Regions from separate parts of the Homo sapiens genome. Here region 1 is linked to region 2. The links are chromatin contacts, found by Hi-C or POLR2A ChIA-PET in ENCODE. All regions are on one chromosome and are shown on one strand. Each heading gives the region's core, a stretch centred on a gene start or an enhancer-like site at or near the end of the contact. The rest is flanking DNA. Distances are from core to core; before and after follow the strand shown.

Evidence for each region. Hi-C counts contacts between places; a loop is a spot of excess contacts on that map. ChIA-PET counts read pairs that join two places held with the same protein, here RNA polymerase II (POLR2A). Pooled maps may share reads with other maps.
Region 1: a map of dorsolateral prefrontal cortex shows a loop between it and region 2 (5-fold over the local background). The contact joins the promoter of RAB6C here to the enhancer-like site in region 2. A Hi-C loop is called at or near these places in 4 of 168 maps with a recorded cell type or tissue (dorsolateral prefrontal cortex and posterior cingulate gyrus) and 3 of 50 pooled maps. POLR2A ChIA-PET finds 5 or more read pairs at or near these places in 5 of 52 experiments (BJ, GM10248, H1 and 2 more).

What each region holds. Positions count from the first base shown.
Region 1 is chr2:129,975,887-129,981,686 of GRCh38, forward strand. RAB6C (RAB6C, member RAS oncogene family) reads left to right here and starts at 3,780. Exons shown (of 1, transcript NM_032144.3): 1 at 3,780-5,800. The coding sequence starts at 4,230. The coding sequence ends at 4,994. RAB6C-AS1 (RAB6C antisense RNA 1) reads right to left here and starts at 4,586. Exons shown (of 6, transcript NR_036537.1): 1 at 4,398-4,586; 2 at 4,151-4,283; 3 at 3,062-3,205; 4 at 1,168-1,322.
Region 2 is chr2:129,926,781-129,932,393 of GRCh38, forward strand. It overlaps LINC01856 (long intergenic non-protein coding RNA 1856), which reads left to right. Exons shown (of 4, transcript NR_110285.1): 2 at 3,949-4,066. It also overlaps the pseudogene PLAC9P1. Among named protein-coding and RNA genes, the nearest start is that of LINC01856, 6.4 kb to the left of the region's middle. Within about 2 kb of position 2,762, at least 3 of the 41 ENCODE cell types and tissues checked have a DNase peak (open chromatin) inside an H3K27ac peak, as active enhancers do; they include dorsolateral prefrontal cortex, where a contact is called at or near this core.

The DNA of each region.
Region 1 (5,800 bases), core at 2,530-5,029, 50 kb after region 2:
AGGCCTCCTAAAGTGCTGGGAATATAGGTGTGAGCCACTGTGCCCAGCCAGCAGCTGCTGTTTAAGGATGATCCTTGTTCTCCCTAACTATTCCCACCATCCCAAGGGACCACAAGCAGCGATTACTAGTGAATAGAGGAGAAGGTGAAGTCAACTGCATCCTTCTCCCCACTGCAGGCTCCTGAGCCTCTCCCAGCTGGAGGAGAACAGACATTCTGAATTAGAAGAAAGTTTATAGTTGTAACAAATAGAACGGGCTAGAATGGATAATATCAGATGGTGACTGGAAATCCTATGATCTGCTTGAAATTCCATCCAGAGATACGGTGGAAGGTGGGGAACAATCCACAAAGCAAATTTACTTGGAGAGGGGTGAGAAAGAAATAATAAAGTTACTTTCTGCTCCTCTTCATAGAAAGTCTAGCTTGTGGCCGGGCACAGTGGCTCATGCCTATAATCCCAGCACTTTGAGAGGCCGAGGCAGGCAGATCACCTGAGAGGTCAGAAGTTCGAGACTAGCATGGCCAACATGGTGAAACCTCGTCTCTACTAAAAATACAAAAATTAGCTGGGCGCAGTGGTAGGCTCCTGAAATCCCAGCTACTCGGGAGGCGGAGGAGGGAGAATTGCTTGAACCTGGGAGGCAGAGATTGCAGTGAGCCAAGATTGTGCCACTGCACTCCAGCCTGGGCGACAAAGCAAGATTCTGTCTCAAAAAAAAATAAACAAGAAAAGAGAGTAAGATAATTCTATTTAACATACTTAGCAGTCTCTGACATAGTGGTACACAATCAATATTGATTATTTTTATTATTGAAACATAGTAATAGAGTATCTTATTTTCCACTTTTAGAATAGAAAAATAATAGAGGTCATAGTATATCTTGACCAGAAATTAATTCAACTAATTAACTAATATCTTCATAAGAAATTAATTGGAAGGCAATTTGGCATTACTATAACCATGTTTTTCATTGTACCATACTTTCTGTATATGCTTATAGAAAATACAAACATAATTTTTTCTAGCGTTCTCACACAGTATTAACCTACACTAGCATCTGCTGAATGGGGTCTGATTTGGGGGCTTTTAACTGGCATTGCCTCCTAAAATTATCTGTGGAGCTTTTAAAAAGAACACATTCCCATCTCTGAGGCAAGACTTACCCAATCAGAATCTCTGGGTCTGGAAACCAGACATGTGTATTTTGAAAAAGCTCCTCAGGTGGTTCAACTGTAAAACGAGGATTGCGAGTCATCAGCCTAGGTCAGTCACTTAGCTCTTTTGAAAACTAGAAGCCAGGCTCCTAGTCTTTTGGTCTCTGAAAAAGAACCAGAGACACAGAATACCTATTAGGTCACTTAAAACCTGTTTTGTTGTTGTGGTGGTTGGTGGTAGTGGTGGTGGTTTTTTCGTTTGTTTGGGTTTGTTTTTTTTTTTTTTTGAGAAAGGCTGTGAAACAATACAAAAATAACTACAGACCAAAGAAACTCAGAACAGTCATTTGGGCCCCCATTCTTGACTTCTATTTTCTTTTTCCTTTTTTTTTTTTTTTTTTTCTTGAGACAGGGTCGCACTCCACTGCTGGGGCTGGAGTGCAGTGGTGTGATCATGACTCACTGCAGCCTCCACCATCTGGGCTCCATCCATCCTCCCACCTCAGCCTTCCAAGTAGTTGGGACCGCACGTGCATGCCACCATGCCCAGCCACTTTTTAAAATTGTATATAGCGATGGGGTCTCACTACGTTGCCCAGGATGGTCTCCAACTCCAGGGCTCAAGCAATTCTCCCACCTTAGCTTCCCAAAGTGCTGGGATTACAGCATGAGCCACTGCGCTGGGATGACTTCTATTTTCTAAAAGCAACTCTACTGGGAGATTTATGCTGAGGAAAGTATGTGGTTATCAGACTCAGTGCCCATGGTGGATGACTTCTTTTTTTTTTTTCTTTGTAGAGAAGGGATCTTGCTTTGTCACCCAGGCTCGAGTGCAGTGGCATGACCACGGCTCACTGTAGCCTCGACTTCCCGGGCTCAAGTGATCCCCCCAACTCAGCTCCCCCAAGTAGCTGAGAATACAGGCATGGGCTACCACAATTGTCTAATTTTTTTTTTTTTTTGAGACAGGGTTTTGCTCTGTCGCTCAGGCTGGAGTGCAGAGGCATGATCTTGGCTCACTGTAACTTCTGCCTCCCAGATTCAAGCATCTCTCGCCTCAGCCTTGGGAGTAGCTGGGGACTACAGGTGTGTGTGGGTGAGTCTGGGTGTGTGTGGGTGAGTGCAGGTGTATCTGGGTGTAGGTGGGTGAGTATGGGTGTGTGTCTGCGTGTAGGTGGGTGAGTATGGGTGTGCAGGTGCGTGTGAGTATGTGTTTACATTGTGGTATGTGTCTGTTGGGTGCCGCCATTAGGGATTTGGAAGAGTGAGGACCATAAACTTGTAAACATTTCTACATGCCTGGTCCATAAGAAGTGTACCAAGCATGATCAAAAGTAACTAAACCAAGTAAACAAATTAGACATTAATTAAACTTAATGCTGGGCAGGAAAGAAGTATTCAAGGCCAGGTAAAATGAAGAAATATAACCAAATAAATGAAATTTTAAAATTAGTAGAATGAGACAGAAATACTTTTTAAAGTTTTTAATTTCTGATGAATATCAGTATATAAAACTAACAATTATATGGCCGTTAATTGACTAAAAACAGTACTTTAGATTTCAGCTAGTGAAACAGCCATATATGATCTTCTAATTCCATTTTTATGTCTCAAGAATGACTTGTTTAAATAATTTTTTTTGAATTGTTACATTTTCATCTTGAAAGAGCTTCACAAAACTTACATGAGAATCTGGATTGTCATAAGAGGTCTGAGTTTTTAATGGTATGTTCGTATTTCTGTTATGTACATCGATGTCAAACATTCATTTCCTGAGCTGTTCTCCAGAACACAATTTGACTTGTAATGAACACTCAATAAATGGTTGCTTGGATAATCAAATCAACACCTTAGTTTCATCAATTTTCATTTCATATAAAAGTGACTGATCTTCCATACTCACCAATGAAACAGAGAGAGATGAGGGAGGGATAGCAGTGGAGACTAAGAGGATGACAAGCAGACCTCATTTTGCAGTGGATATCCTACACTCTCCACTTCTGAATGCTTGGAAACACTTGCCATACTCAAAAAACATTGCTATTTCCTAGGCAGAAAATGGGAGTTAAAGAAAATCCATATTTCTATATTACAATAACTTACACTATAATACATGGACGACATACATTTCTAAGCTCTTCAGTTCATAGAAAATGTAGATACATTTAGGTGAGCAAGATGCAGGAGAAGGGTTAATAATCAGGCTGAGTGTGATTGTGAGATTCAGTCTAATACAAGTCTTGGGTAATTGTATCAGTTGACATTTCTGTTCAAATGCAAGGTGGGAGAGTTTTGCAGGAGCTACTGAAACTTCCTGCCTGATGTTAGGAGAGATGTTGGTCCATGTGATTAGGCCAGATGTGTTTGCTTAATTGTGGCTTAGAAAAGTTAGGTTTCTGACCTCTCACAGAGACGGGGAGATAGGGACGTTAAATTTTATAACATTTCTATTTAATATATATTTAATAATACATAATAAAGTTTTTAAAATGTCAATTTTGTCCTTTTTCTAGTTTGCATTATTTTGTTTTCACCGCACCATTGTTTTTAGTACATATGTTTTGTGTATTTAAAAAACTGTGTTGAGGCGCCCTGGCTCGCCCTGCGCCAGAGGCTCGCGCACTCAGCAGGTTGGGCTGCGGCGGCGGCGGCTGGGGAAGCCGAAGCGCCGCGCGTGAGAGATCCCGGATACATCTGCGGTTTGGGCTCCGCCACCCTCCGTCTCTCTCCCGCAGGTCTCTGAGCCGGGTGCGGAAGGAGGGAACGGCCCTAGCCTTGGGAAGCCAAAGCACACCCCTGGCTCCTGCCGACACCGCCCTCCTTCCCTTCCCAGCCGCGGGCCTCGCTCCGTGCTCGGCTACTCTGCCGGGAGGCGGCGGCGGCTGCCAGTCTGTGGCGAGCCCTGCTGCCCTCCAGCCGGGCTCCTCCAGCCGGGCTCCTCCACCGGCCCTTGCAGGGGCGCAGAGAGCTCGGCGCCCGCCCTTCCGCTCGCCTTTTTCGTCAGCCGGCTGGAGGAGCATCGGTCCGGGAGGTCTCTGGGCTGAGGCGGCGACAGCTCCTCTAGTTCCACCATGTCCGCGGGCGGAGACTTCGGGAATCCGCTGAGGAAATTCAAGCTGGTGTTCCTGGGGGAGCAAAGCGTTGCAAAGACATCTTTGATCACCAGATTCAGGTATGACAGTTTTGACAACACCTATCAGGCAATAATTGGCATTGACTTTTTATCAAAAACTATGTACTTGGAGGATGGAACAATCGGGCTTCGGCTGTGGGATACGGCGGGTCAGGAACGTCTCCGTAGCCTCATTCCCAGGTACATCCGTGATTCTGCTGCAGCTGTAGTAGTTTACGATATCACAAATGTTAACTCATTCCAGCAAACTACAAAGTGGATTGATGATGTCAGAACAGAAAGAGGAAGTGATGTTATCATCACGCTAGTAGGAAATAGAACAGATCTTGCTGACAAGAGGCAAGTGTCAGTTGAGGAGGGAGAGAGGAAAGCCAAAGGGCTGAATGTTACGTTTATTGAAACTAGGGCAAAAGCTGGATACAATGTAAAGCAGCTCTTTCGACGTGTAGCAGCAGCTTTGCCGGGAATGGAAAGCACACAGGACGGAAGCAGAGAAGACATGAGTGACATAAAACTGGAAAAGCCTCAGGAGCAAACAGTCAGCGAAGGGGGTTGTTCCTGCTACTCTCCCATGTCATCTTCAACCCTTCCTCAGAAGCCCCCTTACTCTTTCATTGACTGCAGTGTGAATATTGGCTTGAACCTTTTCCCTTCATTAATAACGTTTTGCAATTCATCATTGCTGCCTGTCTCGTGGAGGTGATCTATTAGCTTCACAAGCACAAAAAAAGTCAGCGTCTTCATTATTTATATTTTACAAAAAGCCAAATTATTTCAGCATATTCCGGTGATAACTTTAAAAATTAGATACATTTTCTTAACATTTTTTTCTTTTTTAATGTTATGATAATGTACTTCAAAATGATGGAAATCTCAACAGTATGAGTATGGCTTGGTTAACGAGCAGTATGTTCACAGCCTGCTTTATCTCTCCTTGCTCTTCTCACCTCTCCCTTACCCCGTTCCCTATTTCCGTGTTCTTACCTAGCCTCCCCCCACTTCCTCAAAACAAACAAGAGATGGCAAAGCAGCAGTCCGACCAAGCCCACTGGAATTATCCTTTAATTTTACAGATACCACTTGCTGTAGGCTGTGGACCAAGATGTCCAGAATTATTCTTGAGCACTGATGTAAATTACTTAGATCTTCTTTGAGGTCAGAATTCAGCGATCACGGTAGGCAGTGCTTGAATGAGAAAAGCCTCCTGGTGCATCTTCAAAATGAGTCCTAAAGAACATACTGAGTACTTATAAGTAGCAGAACATAAAATGTATTTCTGACTAACACAAATGGTCCTTTCACATGTGCTTTATTAGACTCTGGGAGAGAAAAGTAACCAAGTGCTTCAGAACAGGTTTTTAGTATTTACTTCTTCATGGTAAGATAATGAAGTTCTAATGAACTATTTCTCCCAAGGTTTTAAAATTGTCAAGAGTTATTCTGTTTGTTTAAAAAGTAAGAAACCTCTGTAAGCAATAGATTTTGCTTGGGTTTTCTTTCTTAAAAAAA
Region 2 (5,613 bases), core at 1,512-4,011:
GAGAACACTGACACTCAGGAAGGAGAGTGCTGCCCCAGCAGTCAAGAGAAGCCAAGAGCTTTACGGATTCTACAGGGGATGAAAAGTGTTGGCATAGCCGAAAGCAGCAGGGAGGTCTAGCAAAATAAGGACTGGAAACACAGCATGGGAAAGGCCCTGCTAAATTTCACCCCAGCACTTTTAGGAGTGGAGGAAAAGCAGAGTTTGGATTACCATGACATGAGAAGGGAAGGTGAGGTTGGGAGTGGAAACTTGGATTCTGGAAAATTTCATGAAGCTTGGCTGTGAAGGAAGGGAGATTGGATCGCAAGGTCTAGAGAAGTATTTATGGTTGTCATTTGTTTTTGTTTTTGTTTTAAACACTGGAAAACACAACCATGCTTACAGCCTGAGGGACAGGAGGAAGACAAGAGAACCCAAGGAATGCACTTCCTGAATTGATGGGAGGCCCTGGATCCAGAGCGGGTGGGAACACATCTGGAAGGAAGACAGAGGGAATGAAGCAAAAATGGGCAAAGGTAAACCATCTAACTAGAGGGCCAAAAAGTGGAGTGAGCTCCCACCTGATAGCCTCTATTTACTCGGTGCAGTAAGATGGAGATCACGTAGGGAGGAGAGCTAGATGTTAAAATTTCAAGAATTCTATGAGTAGGTTGCTAAAAACAGACATTAAAATAGTGACCATGGTGTCTGGAAATGGTAGCTCATGCCTGCAATCTTAGGACTTTGGGAGGCCGAGTGGGAGGATCACTTGAGGCCAGGACTTAGAGACCAGGCTGATCAACATAGTTAGACCCCTATCTCTAAAAAGAAAAATTTTTTAAGTAAAAAAAGAAAAAAAAATTGTGGCCATGATGAGAACATTTACATCACAGAAATCAACACCCCCCCCGTCCTTTTTTTTTTTTTTTTTTTTTTTTTTTGAGAGCCAGTCCATCAGTGTACCACTAGGTAAGGGACTTGAATAAAAAGAGGGCTTCAAAAGGGGATGTGCAGAATGAGGGATGCAGTGGAGGAGGACCATGAAGAATGAGCTGGCATCAACAAGGAATCCTGGAAGCACAAGTCCTCCCCCAGCAGTGCTCCACAGTCTGGGTGCAAAGACAGATGGCCGGATGGAGCTGAAACCTAGGAGTCTGCAGGATGGATGTGGTGGAAGCAAGGGGCCAAGGAACTGAGATTTGGCCAGCCAGGGGTTTAGGAGAGGAGCCCTGGAATCCAGCTGGGATAAGGAAAGAAATGAGGCCAAGAAGAGGGCCAATAAATTGGGAGAAATGGGGGCTGAAGAGACTGGAGGTCTTAGGAATCACAGGAGGAACAAGAGGTAAAGAATATTGCAATTTTAGCTTTTAGAGTTAGGGCAGCTTCAGATAGTGACAATATTAAGGCTGTGGCCATGGATGTGGGCATCCAAAGCTCAGCTGGGGGAGAGAGTTATGGAACGGATCTCTGTACATGCAGTGTCTGTAGCTGTAAGGCCTTGGTGTTGGATGGGTTGGCCAAGGGGTCATCTGCAGTTGTCTAGAAGTGGGGCAGGTCTTGAGATAGGATGGAGCTGGTGATGGATGTGTAACTCTGAGAGGCCGAGTGATTTGTCTAAGGTCACACCATCTGCAAATGCCTGGAACTCAGGCACCCTCACCTCCAGGCCTCATCTCAGCAAGATGGGGCCCCCTGCCCTGTGATTTTCTGATTTCAACTCTATCTAGCTCTCAGCTCTTCCACTCAGGGATGAGAACAAGACCAGGAACAAAACGTCCTTCCACTCTGAGCATCTTTTGTGGAGAACAATCTGTTTTTCAAATTCTCCTTTTCATTATTTCCCTCCACTGAACTTAGAAAAGATTCTGCAAAAGATCATGGTGTTATTGCTGAATCTGGGGAGGGAGGAGGACATTATAATGGTGCTTTGGTTATTTTTTTATGGTGAGTCCTTTAAAGACCTATACTGAAATATTTACAGATGAAATGCTATACTGTCTGGGATTTACTTCCAAATAATCCAGGCCTGGGTGGGGATGGGGGAGAGGCATGCGTGGATATTTAGAGCAAAGAGGATGGGCTGACAGTTGCTAATTGCTGAAGCTGGGTGATGAGCACACGGGGGTGCATTCAGCAATTCTCTCTACTTTTGTGTGCATGGTTTGAAATGTTCCATAACAAAAGCTGGCTGTCTGGCGGGGTTGTCAGCAGAAAGCAGCAGCCATGGTGGGCTGCAGGCATCCATGTAAAATATTCAGAGAGAGAGAGGCCACTGGGGGCTATGCTCCATCCTGGCCCCACATTCTGAGAAGGCCCTTGAGAGGCAGGAGCAGGTCTAGAGAAGGCTATGGGAAGGGACTCCTTTTTTTTTTTTTTACAGGGTCTCACTCTGTCACCCAGGCTGAAGTGCAGTGGCACGATCATGGCTCACTGCAACCTCTGCTTCCCAGGTTCAAGTAATTCTCCCACCTCAGCCTCCAGAATAGCTGAAACTATAGGCACACATTACTGAGCCTGGCTAAGTTTTGTATTTTTTGTAGAGATGGGGTTTCACTATGTTGCCCAGGCTAAGCTCGAATTCCTGGGCTCAAGTGATCCGCCCGCCTCAGCCTCCCAAACTGCTGGGATTATAGGCATGAGCCACCGCACCCAGTCTGGGACTCCAAATTTTAACTCAATTGTCTCAGCTGAAACTGGGCTGCTCGGCTTGGAGAGGAAAAGCTCTGAGGAGGCCCGAAGAGCTGTTCTCACCCACAGAGTGGCCGACCTGGGAGAGGGCCTGTCATCATGAGTCTGTGGATACACACACCCCCTGCTGGCTCTGTCCAGAGGCCTTTGGCCAAGCCTTTCCCCGGAGGCTCACCTGCCCTCTCCCAGACCCTAGCCACTCTCCCCTCACACACCTCCCCCAAGCTCAGACCAGGAGGACGCAGTGTGACCCTGCCAGCCAAGTGGGAGTCTGGCTGCTTTGGAAGTCAGGAGCAACCAGAGCCTGCTCCTCTCCACTGGCCTAAAACACCCTGTTCTCTACGTGTCTGTGACAAGGTCTAACTTGGCTCCAAAACCCCTCCAGGGAAAAGGCTGGGCTGAGGTCACTCCCCACATGGCTCAGCACTAATCCTTCACATCTGGACACAATTGTGCTCTGTGCACCCTGGAGCAACTGTCCATGAGGTCATCAAGGCCTCCACGGAGTGCATCTGAGAGAACAAGCTTGGAGCAGGGCCTAACATTGTACTGCCTGCTCCCTCTGCACCAGAGTCCTCACCATGGCGCTGACTTGAACGCATCATGGCAGAAAACATGCTGGAGACCCCTGTTCTCAGCCTGGTTCAGCCACTAATGATTGTGGGATTGTGAGACAGTTCCTTCTCCTCCCTGAGCCTCTGCTGCCTCCTCCATAAAATGGGGGTAGGGTAGGCTTGAGGCCCTGAATCCCCCATGTAGCTCATCCTTAATTCTTCTCTGTCTTTCAGAAGCTGCAGAGAGGCCTCAAAAATTAGCTACAGGGGCTGGGCTCAGTAGTTCACATCTGTAATCCCAGAGCTTTAGGAGGCTGAGGCAGGAGGATCGCTTGAAAAGAAGTTTGAGGACACCCTGGGCAACATAGTGAGACTCTGTTTCTACAAAAAAAAAAAATTAAAAAATTAGCCAGGATTGGTGGCTTATGCTTATAATCTCAGGTATTTGGAAAGCTGAGGTGGGAGAATCGCTTGAGCTCAGGAGTTTGAGACTACAGTCAGCTACGATTGCACCACTGCACTCCAGCCTGGGCAACAGAGAAAAACCCTGTCTTGTATTAAAAAAAAAAAAAAAAAATTAGTAGACACGCACATGCACCCACGGGGCTGTCAGTGGCTCAGACAAGGGGAGTGGAAAGGCTGAAGGATTATGATGATTAACCCTGAGCAGCCAAGGCTGTGGCTCCACAGGGCTCCCTTCCTTCTTTTCTTCCCGCTCTCCCAGGCACCGCCAGTTGGGAAATGGACCTCCTTGGATGCTGCATTGTTTTCTCTGGCCCAGCTCCTGCTTGGGGCCTGATGTACACCCTGGATGGTGGCTACAGGTGGGGCACCCTGTGCTGGTGAGTACAGGCTGCTGTGGAGCCCAGAAGCCCCAGGGGACGGCTGGGCTGGGCTGGCTGCCCCAGTTAAAGAGACGTGGCCCCTGGGTCCCATCCTTTGAGGCAGAAGTACCGCTCCATCTACTTCCAGGCCTTATGGGGAGACCTTTTGTATCTGGACCCAAACAGTAAGAAAGTGCCACAACGCAGATGATTTCTGCGTGCTCGGTGATGAGAAATGTTTTCTCAGTGGCATCTGTGAAAGGTGCTGCTGTATCTTCCGAATTGTCAAAATCACACTCTGCTTTGAAAAACAACCCTGACCACCTGGGGGTTAATTATATTTGACCACATTCAATACAATACAATAATAAATTTACCACATCCAATATTTGTATTAAAATGTATGATTCATTCAAAATGATCCATGGGTTTTGATTATTTTTGAAAGCAGCAGAACACTATTCTTCAAGTGTTTCTATAAAAAACTCCAAAATGCGGGCCGGGTGTGGTGGCTCATGGTCTAAAAAGCCATCAGGGATAAAGGTTTCTCTGAGTGCTGCTAAAAGAAACCAAGACTGGGGCCCAGTGTGGTGGCTCATGCCTGTAATCTCAGCACTTTGGGAGGCCAAGGCAGGCTGATCACTTGATGTCAGGAGTTCAAGACAAGCCTGGCCAACATGGAGAAACCCCCCTGCCCCCGTGTCTACTAAAAAATGCAAAAATTAGCCAGGTGTGGTGGTGCACACCTGTAATCCCAGCACACTGGGAGGCCGAGGCAGGTGGATCACTTGAACCCAGGAGTTCGAGACCAGCCCGGCCAACATGGTGAAACCCTGTCTCTACTAAACACACCAAAATTAGTCAGGTGTGGTGGCATGTGTCTGTAGTCCTAGCTGCTCGGGAGGCTGAGGCAGAAGAATCACTTGAACCCGGGAGGCAGAGTCTGCAGTGAGGCGAGATTGCACCACTGCATTCTAGCATGGGTGACAGAATGAGAGCCTGTCTGAAAAAAAAAAAAAAGAAAACATACAATGCCTGGATTTCCTTTAAAATAATCCAGGGAAGGGAGAAAGGGTGGAGACTATAGATAAGAAAAAACTGCCCATGAACTGATACTTGTTGAAGCAGAGTTAATAGTACATTATATCATTCTTTCATATACTATTATTTTGTATTTTTTGTATCCAAAAGTTTTCATAATAAAGAGTTAAGATATATCATCTAAAATCTGAAAGAATATGCACAAAAATGTAGGAAGTCAATGTGAAATTACACTAACACATGAATACTTTCCTCCTTTTCTTCTTCATTTTTTTTTTTTAGACGGAGTCTTGCTTTGTCACCCAGGCTGGAGTGTGGTGGCTTGATCTCGGCTCACTGCAAGCTCCGCCTCCCAGGTTCAAGTGATTCTCCTGCCTCAGCCTCCCAAGTATCTGGGACTACAGGCTTGTGCCACCAGGTCTGGCTAATTTTTTGTATTTTTAGTAGAGACAGGGTTTCACTGTGTTAGCCAGGCTGATCTCCATCTCCTGACCTTGTGATCTGCCCGCCTCGGCCTCCCAAAC